Linked DNA regions of Homo sapiens: region 2 is linked to region 1. A link is a loop called in an ENCODE intact Hi-C map of the cell type or tissue named here. Cell type or tissue: ascending aorta. All regions are shown on one strand.

What was found. Hi-C counts contacts between places; a loop is a spot of excess contacts. Peaks named below come from ENCODE experiments on the same cell type or tissue, not always from the same donor. Only the 100,000 strongest peaks of a DNase experiment are listed, where the experiment ranks them.
Region 2: it touches region 1 in a loop (3-fold over the local background); 3 of 110 quality-filtered maps call a loop at or near these places.

Annotation. Positions count from the first base shown.
Region 1 is chr7:30,177,498-30,185,497 of GRCh38, reverse strand. LOC105375217 (a long non-coding RNA gene) reads left to right here and starts at 360. Exons shown (of 2, transcript XR_927147.4): 1 at 360-6,561. RefSeq lists an enhancer at 6,275-6,324. In ascending aorta, no CTCF peak of the experiment used is centred here; DNase peaks (open chromatin) are centred at 447 and 3,107; H3K27ac peaks cover 8,000 bases.
Region 2 is chr7:30,466,350-30,474,349 of GRCh38, reverse strand. All of the region lies in intron 1 of NOD1 (nucleotide binding oligomerization domain containing 1), which reads left to right. Among named protein-coding and RNA genes, the nearest start is that of NOD1, 8.4 kb to the left of the region's middle. In ascending aorta, a CTCF peak has its summit at 4,892; DNase peaks (open chromatin) are centred at 2,989, 3,319, 3,969, 4,789 and 1 weaker place; H3K4me3 peaks cover 2,272 bases; H3K27ac peaks cover 6,526 bases.

The DNA.
Region 1 (8,000 bases):
AATTCTACTGTTCAACGTCCATCTAGTTGCCAATAAAGAAAAAAGCATCACAATTCATGCATGTTATACAATGACCTCCATAAAAAAATTTTTCAAGTAACATGAGTTACTTAATATTGCAAAATGGTCCCCAGTTGCCACGCACATCTGTGTACTTTGCCAATCTGTGAGCACCCCCAGATCCAAAACCAGGAATTGAAACTCAAAGAGGGCAAGGATGCCTGCCTCCACTGGGAACTGATACTTTGTTATGCAAGAATCTACTGTAGTTTATGCTGTTTGGGGGAAGGGTTTGACAAATTACTTGATTTGTCATTTCTGTTTTCTGAGTACTTATGCCGCTCAAATTCTCCAGACCCAAGGCCTTGCTGGCCCAAGTGAACAATGGCAGAAGTCCCAAACCTTCCTGGCACCCAGAGGTAGTCTCTTTGGTCTCAAGGACACAAGGCAGATGTGATCTGGGGCCTGAGGCCTGAGGAGTACTGGTCACAACAGTGGCTATTCAAGGACATGAGTCACACTCTTCTAGTGCCAATCACCAAATAGAACAGCCATGTGTTCTTTAACACATTTATTTTTGTGTGGTTTGCGATACTGGGGCCTTCTAAAGCAGGAGTTGGCAAACTTTTTCTGTAAAGGGCCAGATTGTACATGTTTTTAGCATTGTGGTCCATAGGGTTTCTATTGCAACCATTCAGTTCTGCTGTTGTAGTGCAAAAGCAGCCAAAGACAGCTTGTAAATGAATGAGGGTGACGGCGTTTTAATAGAACTTTATTAACCAAAGCAGGCCAGATTTGGTCCAGTTGGTTGGCCCTTGTTGTAACTAACACACAAGACCTTTGGTGGGGGTCTCTCTTGCTTGTATCTAAACACAGTTCTGACTTTTTCATTTTTATAATTCTGTAATCTAAAGGATGAGATCCAAAAGAAATAGAAAACCTTTATGTTCCTCAGCTAAACTTCACCCAGTTTTTCATAGCTGTGATGAGAATGCTAGTCTTCCTAGTTGTGTGACCTTGGGAAGTTACTTAAATCCTCTCACCTTCAGTCTCCTCATTTGTGAATGGTCTACTTGCTCTATCTAGCTCCCTCAGGAGATTGTTGAGAAAGTAAAAATAACATCATGATGATGAAGATAATGATGATGGTGATGATAATGCTTCTCATTTGCAAAGTGCTTTTTAGTTTTCCATTTAACCTTTATAAGAATCTTATGAGATAGTATCAACCCCATTTTCAAATGTGTGGAAACAGGCACAGAGAGCGTTAATAGCTTGTTGAGAACTACCAACTGGTAACCAGCAAAACAGGTCTCAAAACCAGGGCTCTTGAATCCCAGTGTCAGGCCACTTTTATTTCAACTATGCAGAGTCTTTATGTAAAATATGAAGTACTATGTAAACCCAGTCCTTTTTGAAACACTATTTTATGCATCTTGGACGTGGGACACATTGGACTATAATTGTCCTAATATTTAAACTTTACCATAGACATTCTTTCAAAATGCCTGTGACACATTTGAGTCATTACTGAACAAACACTATTTATCCCTGTATCTTGGGTTACGCTGATAGGAACAGAAAACATGCCAGCTTTATTAATTTCTTCCCATATGGGCTTTTTCATTTGGCTGCCAATGAGCGAGCTCATTGCCAACTCAGCAGTGAGTTACATTAACATGGATTCCTCTATTATCTTGTCCAAAAAATGGCTCTCACCTGTACAGGTGCAACATGTACTTTAAGGAGGACACTTAGGAAGCTCTCCTGTGTTTGACAGGGCTCAGTGGTTAGACTTGATACTGCATCATGTGTTCACCATGGCTGTTTACTAAATGGTGAAAATTTTGCTATTGTAGATTCTAAATCAAAGTTGAATCTCTTTCATTTTGGTGGGATTACAATTTGTCAAATAGCTCTTGTGTTATGGTTTGGATCTGTGTCCCCACCCAAATCTCCTGCTGAATTGCAATCCCCAATGTTGGAGGAGGGGCCTGATGGGAGGTGATCGGGTCATGGGGGTGGTTTTTCGTGATTTAACACCGTCCTCCCCTTGGTACTGTCCTCCTGACGGTCAGTTCTCATGGGATCTGGTTGTTTAGAAGTGGGTAGCACATCCCCTCTCTCTCTCTTGCTCCTGCTCCAATATGTAAGACGTGCCTGCTTCCCCTTCACCTTCCACTATGATTGTAAGTTTCCTGAGGCCTCCCCAGAAGCAGAAGCAGCTATGCTTCCTATACAGCTTATAGAACCATGAGCCAGTTAAACCTTTTTTCTTTATAAATTACCCAAGCTCAGGTGTCTCTTTATAGCAGTGTGAGAACAAACTAATACATCTTGACACTGGACTGTTTGACATTTAAGGTTTGGAAATGTTTTCTATTTTTTTGTTTGTACAATAAAGGACATAATAAGAGTAGTGTCCATGACTAATTAAAAATGCGATTCTGACTGGCTCAACCCCATGAGCTCTATGCTTCCTTATATTTTCACGTAACTGTTCTCTCACAATGCTGCTTTTTGTCACATGATTCTACAATATTAATCTCATAAAGCTGTGCTGCCTAACATGGTAGTCACAGATCACACATGGCTATTGAAATTTAAATCAGTTAAATGTGAAAAGTCACTTCCTCTAGCCAAATCTGAAGAGCTCAATAGCTATATGCAGCAAGACACTAAACTGTATTGGGTAGCACAGATATAGAAATTTCTATTATTCGAGAATGTTCTATTGGATGGCACTGTACAATGGATTTAGAAACTAAGACTGACCCACTTACTTTCTTCTTTTAAACCACCCATACTAAGATCAAGACTCCCAGCAACAACAGGTACCATTACATGTCATGTGCCACGCACTGAACTAAGCCCTTAGTGTATATTATCTCATCAAATCTTTGTAATAAGCTCATGTTATCATTAAGATTTATTTAGAACTCGAAGCTCACATAGTAAGAGGCAAATTTGAACTTTGAACCCAGGTCTTTCTGGCTCCAAATCCTAAGCTCTTCAACAGTCAGCTATACCAACTCCTCCTTCTTCTCCTCCTCCTCCCCCACTAACTCTGATGTAGGCCTGGCCAGGCAATCAGGGATAACGCCAAGGCTAAATGCCATGCTGTACCCTGCCAAAAGCAAGGGCAGAGCTGGGCACGAGTAGGCAGCTTGAATCATCTTGGTGGGGGTAATTCAGTCCCATCTAATTTTGGGACAAAATGAAAGCTGTGTTCTTCATAACAAATGACTGAGACTTTTCACAAACTGGATAATTTTCCAGTGGAAATACCCAAATAAGAGTAATCACTAGTAGATCTGTTAAGATTGGTGAGTAAAATTTGACATTAACCAAAAGAACTGAATGCATTGGCTTATTATTATTATTCTCTTCATTCTTTTCTTTTTGAAAGTGCTGATTTCATTCCACACATCCCATGTGCCAGCTATTATTACATTTCTGTGTTTCAAAAATTTTCTCTGGGCCAATTCGGAGAAGGCTGGCTCCTGCCCCTCATTCAAAGCAAACAGCCCGTATGTCTCCCTAAATGTTGAGCTTTTACTTTGAAGCTTAAATTTAGTCTTGTTTTTTAATGTAAACAAATCTGCAGATTAGATGGCAGAAATGTGTGTCTCTAGGAGACAGCCTATAGTGTTTCTTTAGCTCGTTGTGAAAACTCCATGTTTCGCACCGATCATGGATTTCTTACTACAGTCTTTCTATTCTTCCCTCCCTTTTTCTTTCCTTTTTCCTTCACATGTGCTATGGTTTGGATATAGTTTGTCCTCACCAAAAGTGATGTTGACATTTGATTCCCAGTGGGGTAGTGTTGGGAGGTGAGGCCTAGCAGGAGGTGTTTGGGTCATGGGGGCAGATGCCTTACAAATACCTTGGTGCTGTAACTGCAGTAGACAGTGAAATCTCATTCTGGGAAGGCTGGATCAGGAAAGGGATTCGTTCCTACAAGAGTGCATTGGTATCAAGCCAGGACACCCCTTGGATTTTGCCCCTTGGCGCATTTCCGCTTCCCCTTTGACCTTCCGCCATGTTGTGACGCAGCATGAAAGCCCTCACCAGCAGCTGAGCAGATGCCAGCTCTCTGTGTAAATCATCCAGTCTCAAGTATTCTCTTACAGTAACACAAAGCAGACTAAGACAACACGGTTCCCTGAAACTTAGCTTCTCAGTTGTCTCCATTAGCACTTTTTAATAGGTCATAACTTTGCCAGAGTAAGTAAATCCAACTTGGAACAAGTCAGACTGAGGATTTTCCCCAAAATGAGTTTCCATAGAAATCATGGTAAGCCCATGAAAGAAAATTTCCTTGGAATTAAACAAAAATGCCATACAATTGTCAGGATCTAATTCAGCCTCATCAAACTTCATCTAAAAGCAACGGTGCTGGATGGCAGAATGGAGAACTGTGTGACCTCCCTCCCAGGACCATGGTTCTCTTGAACCTGAATATGTTATTTCAGATCCAATCATTAGACCATTTATTAAATATCCATCTGGCATATCAGACACACTGGGTAATTAGCAGTGATGAGTAAGAATACAAGAGCAGACCAATTATAAAACCTCCTCCTATTAGTCATATGGTTACCAATTATCACACGCAAGCCAAATCCTGTCCATAGTCAACATTCAAAAAATAAAATCTATTAACAAGGCAGGCTTTTAAGTTCATGATGTCAGGATTGTGCTGAACTGCACACATCAGAATGGAAATACATTAGGTCAACAGATAGAGTGAAAAATACAAGATAATAAGATCCAGAAGAGTCAGAACCAAAAGAGCTGGGACCTGACAGAACCATGTGGCCAAAGCTGAATGTCAAGATTTCACGACTTGGGCAAAATTGTTACTAAGCTTAATATTGTTGCTTTGAGGGGTCTGTAAGCTTTGAGGGTCATGAACCCTGTCTACTTTTACTCTCCCTCATATCTTCAGCACCAAACAGCCCCCACCTTATAGTACATATTCAATAAGCATTTTATAAACTAGTGACTACATGAATAATGAATAAAGTGAAATTTGTCTTTTTGACCAGCTTTTCTATCTTTTGTCACAAGCACTGTCTCTCTTGGTCAAATTCTTGAGATACCTTGCAGACTATGATAAGCAATGGCCTGTTACTCAAACCTTCCTGATTTGTTTGGTTGTTCTATTCTTCATCAAACCTCAACTACCTTAGAACCCTTTCTCTCAGAGCCAGTTCATTACATGAACTTATTTATGCTGGTTAATGAATGCAAATAAGTGGACCTATTCCTTATAATAGGCTTCCATTTTAACATTTTAACATCATGGTTAGGAGTGAGGACTTTGGAGTCAGACCTGGGTTGGAATCTGCCACTTAGTAACTAAGACCTGGAGCAAGTTACTTAGACTTTTAGTTTCCTCATCTGTAAAAGGATGTAAATAGTTCAATACCTATCTCATCGTGTGGTTATGAGCATTAAAAGCAGTCTCCACGTAGAATGCTTAGCACTTAGCTCACAGTAAATCATCAGTTCTCAGAGTGTCTTCCCACACTCCAGCATCACCATCACTAGTTAGTTATGTGTTAGAAATGCAGATTCTCGGCTCCACGCTAGCTTTTGAATCAGAAACTCTGGGGGTGAGGTCCATTAATCTGTGTTTTAATCAGGTTTCCAGGTGATTCTGATGTAAGCTAAAGCTTGAGAACCACTGTAGTAAATGTTAGCTGTAGTAATAATAATAATAATAAATTATAGCTAGCATTTATGTTATAATAATGTGTTGATATTGTTACTAATTTGACAGAGACCATCTAGAATACTACTTTAGTTGAGTTGTGTTCCATCCAAGTTCTGGGAAGCCTGGGGGCTCATGGAGTTATATTGGAGGCCACTGCAAAATGAGGAGGGGCAAATCACAAAGAGAGATCTAGGTTGTCCCCAGCCCTGCTTTGACAAGTGAGCTCAGCTTTATCAGTTTTATATACTTCCGTTCCGTTCCATTCCATGTTAAGTTTGCTTGACAAAAGAGTTCTGCTCTGAGATAAATCTTGAAAATCACTGCCTTCCCCAAAGTGCCAATGGGAATTGGACTGGACTATGAGAGGGAAACAGGGGACCAGAAGATTTTCCTGGGCTGCTCCCCACAAAGGATGATTAACGCCAGCCCTGCATTCAGATCCAAACTCCACAAACAGTCTCTGGGAATTGTGCTGGGCACGGTGCCTTTTGTCAGACATCATATTATTCAGTCCTTACAAGGTGTTACTTCCCCTTCTTTTCAGATGAGAAAATGAAAGTGAAAAGAAGTTAAGTAACTTGTCCAAGGTCACACAGCTAGTGGAGCTGGGACTAGAGACAGATCACATGATTCTGAGATTTGTTCTCATTCTCCAGGAATGGCTGCTGGTCATCCTGAGTGGCTAACAACACCCCCAGGGAAATCAACCCTAGGGTGCTGGACGGACTCTGCAGAGATGTCAGATCCCACTTTTGGACTAATGGACAGCAGGCAGCTGGCTTCTGCTCCACCATTTGCTCAGCACCAAGGCCTGGGACAACTTATTGGTTCCTTACAAAGTGAGTCATGGTCACAAAGAATTAGAAAGTCCTCAGATTTTGGAGTTCAGAGGGGCTTTTCTCTATGGGCAAGTCAGTCAGGCTAGGAAGATGGTCTCAATACACTAGATATGTAGGAGTAGGGAGCTATGAGTACAAGAATCCAAATGCCAACCCTGTAGCCATGCCAACCTATAACCAGATTTATTGCATGGTTTTAGGCAAGTCAAGTTTAGTCCTTTACACCTTGGTCAAAGGCCTAAGTAAATGGTCAAACCTTTTACTTGCCATCCTAGGTGAACTTTGTTTTTTTGTGGGGTTTTTTTTTTTTTTTTTTTTTTTTTTTTAGAGTTAGAGTCCTGCTCTGTTGCCCAGGCTGGAGCAGTCATGTGATCATAGCTCACTGCATCCTTGAACTCCTGGGCTCAAGCGATTTCCCCCCACCTCAGCCTCCTGGCTAGCTAGGACTGCAGGTACAACTGCCATGTCTGGATAATTTTTCATATTTCTTTGGTAGAGACGGAGACTTGCTTTGTGGCCCAGTCTGATCTTGAACTCCTGGACTCAAGCGATCCTCCCACCTCTGCCTCCCAAAGTGCTGGGATTAGAGGCATGAGCCATTATGCCTGGCCCCAAGGTGAACTTTAAAACCAAATTAAATAATATTGAGAGATCTTTAAGCTCCTTGGAAAGTTGCACCAGATAAATATTTTTGTCATTAACTGCAGTATTACTTATTCACTTATTAGCTCATTGCAGAAACGTTTATTAAGCACTTTCCATGTGCCAGGCATTATGCCAGGTACTGGGGATATAAGGGTGAACAAGACAGCTGTGGTTTTAGCCTTCTAAGAGCCTATGATTTGGTGGGAGCGGGAATCTTCGGGAATGGTCTGTCCTGTGCTGATTACACAGAAGTGCTATTAAGTATTTATTATGTTTTAGGCACAGTGCTAAGTGCCACACACAAATTAGTATTTCACTTTCTTCTCACACTGATCCTTTGAGGTAGGAAAAATGATGTCCACATTACAGAAAAGGAAACTGGGACTCAGAAAGTTAGAGTAACCTGCCAAAGTAAAGTTCACTGTTACTAAATGACGAGATCTAATTTTAAAACCATGCTGTTAGCCTCTATGTTATAGGTATTTATGTACATACATACCCATGTATAAGGAATATGTTTTTCAGTGCTTTAGAAGGATATATATGGCCTTTAGTAAGTTTTCAATAAATATTAATTAAATCAATATACAGTTTGGGGTCGAGCTAGAGATAGAAAGTCCCAGTTGAGGAGATGAATCGGGGTGCTCCTGGGAACTGGAGTAACTCTTCTGAGGAGCACTGAAAAGAGAGTCTACTCAGTGGCAGGCTGAGAAACAGGCTTGGGAGAAGAGGGGTGCCCGAGACTGAAGCTGGGTTGCCGAGAAGCCACAACACTGGAATCATCCCTGCGAGAA
Region 2 (8,000 bases), 290 kb before region 1:
CCTTTGTAAACTAGTTACAATAATGCTTTCCTTGCTGGGCAGTTTTCAGTATTTGATGAGCTAATCTATGTAAAGTGCTTAGCACATCACCCAGCTTCTAGTAAGTCATGATTATGATGATAAAGATTATGATGATTACTTTGGTTCCAGGGCTGGTCTTTCCTTCTCCTAGTTGTGTGACTTCAGATAAGGTTTTTAATCTTCTTGAGCCTTGGCTTTTGAATCTGTAAAATGGGCTAACTCTACCTATCTGGAAAGATTGCTTTGAGGCTTGATTTGATTAAATGAAATGATGACAGGCCTGATCTGGTAGACCCTAAATAAGAATAGCATTTACATAGACTTCCTGTGTCCCACACTGGTCTAAGAGTTTAGGGTTTTTGTTGTTTGTTTTTAGCTCATTTTATCTTCCCAGCGCCCCTGTGCAGTGGTTATCATTTCCCTTGTTTTATAGAGGAGACAACTGAGGCTCAACAAGATTAAATAACTAGCCCAAAGTCTATCCCAGGACTTGAAGCAGAGTCCCTGTTCTTAACCACTGCCCCAGCTGCTCAGTGAGTACCCCCACCCCTGCTTATTCTACCTACCTCCTGATGCCCATCTCCTGCCATTAACAGTCAGATGTGCTTATGCTCTGTGTAGGGCCATATTTCTGGAAACAGAGCCCCTGCTTCCAAAGAGCAGCTTACTTAGGAAGTGAAAGTGGCAGCTCACTCCTCCTGTCGCCTCCTCCCACTTCCAGATAACATTAAACCTCATCCATTGCTTAGGCTGGTTAATATCAACTGGAAAAAAAAATCTGATACCGATATTGACTAACATTATTAGAGTGGGTTGCAATGTTAGTTTTGAGATAAATGTCATCTCGATGCACTGAGATTGTTAGCCTGTGTGTAATAAAACATGCCTTCACCCAGACAGATGTGGGGGGTGTTTGGAAGACAGAAACCAGGCCTAGGAGATCCCAGGTTGAGACTCAGGTGGACAGCAACAGTATTGAAAATAATATTACATCAAAGGTGCAGTGGTCTGTTCTAAGTACACCACCTTTTCTGACATTCCTTACTCATCCTCCCTCTCCTTTACCCCAGTGGCTTTGGCCTCTTCTTGAGTTCTGGCAATCTTCCCTGAGGTCTGGGTCAGTGGAATTTGGGGGCCCAGAAAGGCAAATTCTCAGTTGAGTGAGGTGTGGCTTCTTTAGCATTCCTGATAATGAGGTAGTAATTGCTTTTCTGGCTTTCTGTGTGTGTGAAGTGCTCTGCTGGCCCCCTACCCTGGTGTGGAAGGCTGTTAGAAAGCTATTTATAGCTCTTGGTTCCTTCTGGCACTTTGGGGCTTCAATTCTGCAACATGTTAATTCAACAAATATTATCAGAAAGTCTTGCTGGTGCCAGGAGTCTACTAAGTACTTGGATTACAGCAATGAATGAAACAGACCCTGCCTCTGGCCATATGGAATTTGGAGGCTGCCGGGTGGAGAGGATGTCTTAGTCAGCTTGGGTTGCTAAAACTATCACAGACTGGGGGACTTAAGCAACAAACATTTATCTCTCACAGTTCTGCAGGCTGGAAGTGTGAGACCTGGTTGCCAGCATGGGAGTTTGGTGAGGACCCTCTTCCTGATTTGTGAAAGAGGTTTCTCATGTCTCTTGCTATAAGGGCACTAATCCCATCATTGGGGCTCCACCCCCACGACCTCATTTAAACCTATTCACCTCCCAACAGCCCTATCTGTAAACACCATCAAATCGGGGGTTCTCCCTCACCATGTGAACTTTGGAGGGACATAAACATCAGTCCATAAGTAGGAGGTTAGGGCAGTAAGCACACAGGTAAATACATAATTGTAACTTGTGGAAAGTGCTTTAAGTGAAAACAACAGCATGTCATGAGACAGGAGATCAGAGCAGAACTAGAATTAGGAGAGTCTGGGGACGCCTCTCAAGGAATGAGCCTTTTCAACTAGGACTTGGGATGAAAAAAAGAGTGAAATCATGCTGGATGCAGAGAACAGTGGGTTCAAAGACCCAGAGGTGAATGGGAAGGATGTGGGTGTGTTGAGTGGCTGGTGTGGTAAGGCCCAAGCCCAGGAGGGTACAGAGCTAAATAATGAGACACACTCAGGCCAAGTAGGGCCTCCTGGGCTGGGTAAGGATTTGGGATTTTATTCTGAAGTGCGGAGGGAAGCTTTGGAGGAATTTCCCCTCCTGACTTTTTCCTGTCATTCATAATATACAAGAAAAAGATCATTAGTCACTTCTATTTATTCAGATAATGAACAATCTCTACTTCTTAAGCTATATAAACCTTGTCTTAGTGTGTGAAACAATTCTGGAGTGTCTAGTTTTCAATCTCCAGATGAGGGAACTGAGGCTCAAAACAAAGTGAAAGAAGGCAGAGGCAGGATTTGGAACCAGGCCTGCCCAGCCCACGGCACATGCTCTGTAGTTTTCTGGGACAGATGAGTGTAAATGCATATGGGCCTCCTAGGCACCCGGCATCCTTCATCAGGAGCTTCAGTGGATGGACTAGGGTGGAGTCCAGTCCTTCCTGGCTCTTTAGAAACAGGAACAAAAGACCCCGAAGAGTGGAGGGAGGTTGGGCATGTACAGGTCAGGGGGTCAGAATCTGTAGGCACCAAATGTCAGGGCCCCCTGGCTATGGGAAGGGCTGTCAGTTTTTCACGCTAGTCTGTTCTGCTCCGCCTAGCTGTTGCCCAGAAATCCCAAAGAGGGTGCCTTCCCAGCTCTGTTCACCTTTGAAAATCTGAATTCATCATTTGTGTGCACTTGAGAGACCCAGGGTTTGGTAAAAACAAAATTCTTTATTGGGTGTTTTCAGGTCACAGGAAAAGCCTCCACTGTGTGGGACCCACATCCTTAGCACTGCATGCTGGCTGCTTCCAGGCATCTGCACTGACCCTGTTTCTCCTTCCTTGCTGTGAAGCGGTCATGAGGTTGCAGTGCCAGATGTGTTGCAGGCCAGGTGTATCTCGGCTGGTTGGGCAGGCCTTCTGCTTAACATGGGACCTCACTTAGTGAGGGAAGAGAGCAGTCCTGGCCCAAGGGGTGCAGTGTCTGGGGCAGATGCTTTAGGGGTTATGGCTCTATCATCTTCTCAACCTCTTAATGCCACTCAGGGTCACCACACATAAATCCCTGGGTACTCTCCCACTTAGCTCTGTGACAGGTTTGTGTCCTAGATGCTTGCTGACTCTGTATACATGTTCAATGGGGTTAATAAACGTCTTCAGCTAAGCATTTTGGCCAGCGATCAGCAGAGTGTTTATTTGCTGTGGGCCCGGTTTCAACTCCCACTTTGGTGGTGACTAATATATTTTGTTCTTGTGGAGTGCTTTTCACTTGATAAGCCCCAGACACTTTCTGTGTCAGTCCTAAATGCCATATCCAGATGTCCTCCAGCTTCCAGATCGGCCACTTCTGTGGCACTTTCCTCTGCATAAACACTTCAGCCCTCTCGCAGAGTGGAGTTCCAGGAAACCGGTTTCCACTTCAAGGCTCTGTTGTTTTCTGCTGGCTTTCTTCATTAAGATATTTTTATTCACTGGCCCCTCAGAGATGAATATCAAGTGCAGTGTTTTGGGAACTTTGTTTTTCAAAGCCTGGATAAAACCAAGAAAATGTCAAGCAGTAGGTGATTAAGTACCAAGTGGTCGCACAGGCAATGCTTTTGACATTGACAGCTGGGCTCTGGTTAACCTTTTAAAGACAGCAGCGAAGATAAATGCCTTAGAGCAACAGAAACTATTGGTGATGGAAAGTTGAATTTATTCACCAATAAACTTGGTAAGTGACATTCCCTAAGTGAGCCTGTGAATTATGGAAATCCACGTATCAGTGGACATGATGAAGCACCTGCTATACGCAGTGCACCCGGCCAGATTCATTCATTCGACGGTTCCTATCGAGCACCCTCTATGTGCTGGAGATACGGTGACTCACCAGATGGTCGCCCTCCCTTGTCATCAGTGCTGGCCTTGAAGATGACAGATGGAAATGCTGGCCTAGGCTGCCCTCTTGTAGGTCACGGCCGGTGCTTACTATGTGACCAGTGCTGTTCTAAATACCGTATGTACGTGTATTAACTCACTGCATGCTCACAGAGATCCCTACATGGAGTAGGTGCAGTTATTATCTGTACTTACAGAGAAGAAAACAGAAGCACAGAAGAGAGCATTATTTGTCCAAGTCACATAGCTGGTGATTGGAACCAGATAGCCTGGCTTTAGAGTCTGTGTCCTTCACTGCCACTACCAACCAATGTGAAAGGAAAATAATCAACTTAGGACACAAAGTTGCACGCCCTCTGAGAGAGGCGGGGATAGAATACCATGGGCCTTCCCAGCAGGGAGAGATGGGCTTAGGGGAGAAACAGAGTAAGGTGGGAACCCTACCCTTTTCCCATTCTGACAGGTGACATCCCCGCTGGGGGGATGGAGGAAATGTTTGGCTACTGAGGAGGCTACTCTGGCCAGAAGTAGACAAAAGAAGCAACTGTCTCGCAGCCAGGAGACTTGGATGCTAGTTTTGATTGATCCGGACAAGTCCAGGGCCCTGCCCAGGGCCTCTGTTTTCCCATCTCTAAAATAGGTGGCTTGGACAACATTCTGTTTGACCTCAGGAGCCCAGGATTTCAGCAGAGAAGGGAGGAGCTGGCTCTCTGTGCACTCTGAACAGGGTTTCCTGACCAGAAGAAGATGTTTGGCTCTGAGAGATGTGGGGGCAGGCATTGGACTTCCCAGAAGGCCTTGGCAGCTGTGAAAGGATGTATGCGTTCCACTGTGGTCCCACCCCGAATGCTGACGTTGGCTGTGTCTGCATTCCTTTCTTTGTAGGCAGGATGGCAGTGTCTGTGTGTCTGGAGCTCACACTATAAGGTACTTTGTATGAGAGACAGAGGGAGCTAGAGGGAGGGAAGAGGGAGTAGGGAGGGGAAGGAAGCCGGGAGAGAGAGAGGTGATTCCGGGAGGGACTGACTTCCATCTGCTTTCAAATTCTGAGGGATTAAGTGCTTTCAGATACTTAAAGTCAGTGAGTGTCAATGGAGTTAAAAAGCTTCCAATAATAATTGTAGCTTCATCCATCTGCTAAATTGTCTCCAGAGTCGGCTGCCTATAGTGTTCTGGCATGGCAGAGGCCCACATGACCGGGCTTGTTTTCCAGGTTAAGTTCCTTAAGAAATTGTAAACCAAGCAAGAAAAACAAACAGACAACAACAGAACACAGATTGTTGTGGATCATGCAGCAGGAAAAGTAGGACACCATTTGAGCTGACCAAGCATATGTGTTCTCCGTGCAGCTCTGTCGAAGCTGTGTAAGGTGTGCTTGGTGCTGGCTCCTGCCAGATGCTGTTGGCATGGCTTCATCCACCCAGCTTGCTGTTGGGTAACTTGCAGAGTGAAGAAGTCTGTTGTTCACGTCATCACCACAACCCTGAACATCCAAGCAGTTCATGTCAACAACTAGAGTATAATTATCTTCTTTACTTGTAAAACTGTGGAGCCTGTGGATTAAATTCACCAAAATGAATCATATTCAAGAGAAGTCATTTCCTAAAGGAGAATTCAGATGTGGTCCCCATTCATGGGTATATGTGTGCCAGTTATGTTGGGGGTTGGTGGAGCCCACTCTAATTGACATTTGCAATCTGGGTTATATCACCTCTGAGGTAGGCAGGTACCTACATGAGGTAGGCAGGGAATGATGGCTTTAACTTAGTTCATTCAATAAATGAATATCAGTTATCTATTCCTATTGTCCAGGATGGTGGTGGGCAGAATGTCTGAGAAGCCCATGTTGTGTATGGCAGGTTGTGACTTTACCAGAGATGGCATTTTCTGGTTAAACTTGGGTGATAGGATGTGTTTTTAACAGAAAGGGAAAAAGAATCTGAACTAGTTTCCTTGGTAATAATAACCATTTGGGTTGGGGAGCTGATACTGGTTAGGAAAATGTGAGGCCCCTTTGACATCATCCATTTGCTGCTGAGAAATCAAAATTAAAACATCACTCGGTGTCAGAATGTTCCAGAAGGCAGTTGAGCTGCTAATGTTTTGAAGTGTTCAGAGGTATGTGTTTTATGAAAAAAAGAGGAAATACAAGACAAAGGAAATGAAACGTTTGGCAACCATTGAGCATTTCTTCAATATGGTATTTCTTGTGGCTCTGGGATTTTAAAAATCCACTTGAAAGCCAGTATTGTTGACTTTTGCTCTGTACTATTTTTGTGGGGACTGATTATTTTTCACTTTATATTCCTTATTTCTAACTAGGCTTAATGGTAATACCCTAAGTTGATGGCCTTCTACTAAATTTAAAACAAAATATAGGCCGGGTGCGGTGGCTCACTCCTGTAATCCTAGCACTTTGGGAGGTCGAGGCAGGTGGATCACCTGAGGTCAGGAGTTCAAGACCAGCCTGGCCAACGTGGTGAAACCCCGTCTCTACTAAAAATACAAAAATTAGCCGGGTGTGGTGGCAGGTGCCTGTAATCCCAGCTACTCAGGAGGCTGAGGCAGGAGAATCACTTGAACCTATGAGGCGGAGGTTGCAGTGAGCCAAGATCACGCCATCGCACTCCAGCCTGGGTGACAAGAGTGAAACTCTGTCTCAAAACAAACAAACAAACAAAAATAACAACAACAACAAAAAAAACTGTTCCCACCCACAATCCCATCAGATTTATTGTGATACTTTCACAAAACAGGAAGAGCTTTTTATTGATTTACAGGTGCACAGAAAGTCTTAACATCTCATCTGAGTTTGTTTGGTCTTAATGAACCATCGTTTAGTTTAATGAAGACCAAGCATTTTCTCTCTAGGGCAGGTGGGCCCTTTGAGTTGAAAGTCATAGTTCCTCAAAACAAGGCAGTCGCTGAGAATGTTGTGCTGGCCTGCCTCAAGATGTCCTGAGATGCCCTAATGAGGAAAAGGCCCTAAAATATTTCAATCATGCAAGTGTATAGCCTTCTTATAAAAAAAAAAACATTACGAATAAAAGTCCTACCCTACTCCTGGTGTCCTCTCCCTTTCCAGAAGTAATTTTCATTCTCACACCGTGTGTCTTCTCACAGGTGGTTTTCTTTGCATTTACATTCACGGGCGTATGCCTATAGAGAACGTGGAGTGCTTTGTGTATTTGGAGGGCAGGGGATGTGGGCAAGCCATATAAATGTTATTATACTCTATATTTCTTTCTGCAACTTACATTTTTCAAGTGACAGGATGTCTTAAGGCTCTTTCTATGTCAGTACATGCAGCTCCACCGTGTTCTTTTTCATCACTGGTCGGCTTGGCTTTTAGGGATACCAACCCAGTAATTCTAACAGAAATGATGGATGTGGTTCTGTGGAGCCAAGTGAGGGGTGGAGTGAGGTGGCAGGACCCAACACAAGTTGGGAGAAGGTGAATGATGTAACCCAAGGACAAATAAAGAAGGTGCATGTCCTGCCTATTTTTCTTCCTAGTAAAGCAGTATCTCCCTATATAGATTACTGCTGAGTCTGAGGTAGACAGGGAATGGTGTTATATTTTATCTTAAATCTTAATTCCATAAATAGTTATAGTATCTGAAAAAGGTTGTAGTGACTTTTCTGTGCTAAGAGGGATCCTTTAATGTAGTGGGCTCAGACAACGAAGGTTTTTTGTTTTGTTTATTTTTTAAGAAACAGGGGTCTCACTTGTCACCCAGGCTGGAGTACAGTGGTGTGATCATAGCTCACTGTAGCCTCGAACTCTGAACTCCTGGGCTCAAGTGATCCTCCTGCCTCGGCCTCCTGAGTCATTAGGACAGTAGGCGTGCACCACCATGCCTGGCTATCAAACAATCAAGGTTGATTTCTTCCTCATATCTTATGTCCTTTGCGAGTTGGCAAGAGCTACTCATTGTGGTTATTTGTGGGCCTGAGCTGATGCAGCTGCCCCCATCTTGTGCTAATCATAGTGCCAGAAGCAAAAAAAAAAAAATTGCACATTGATAAA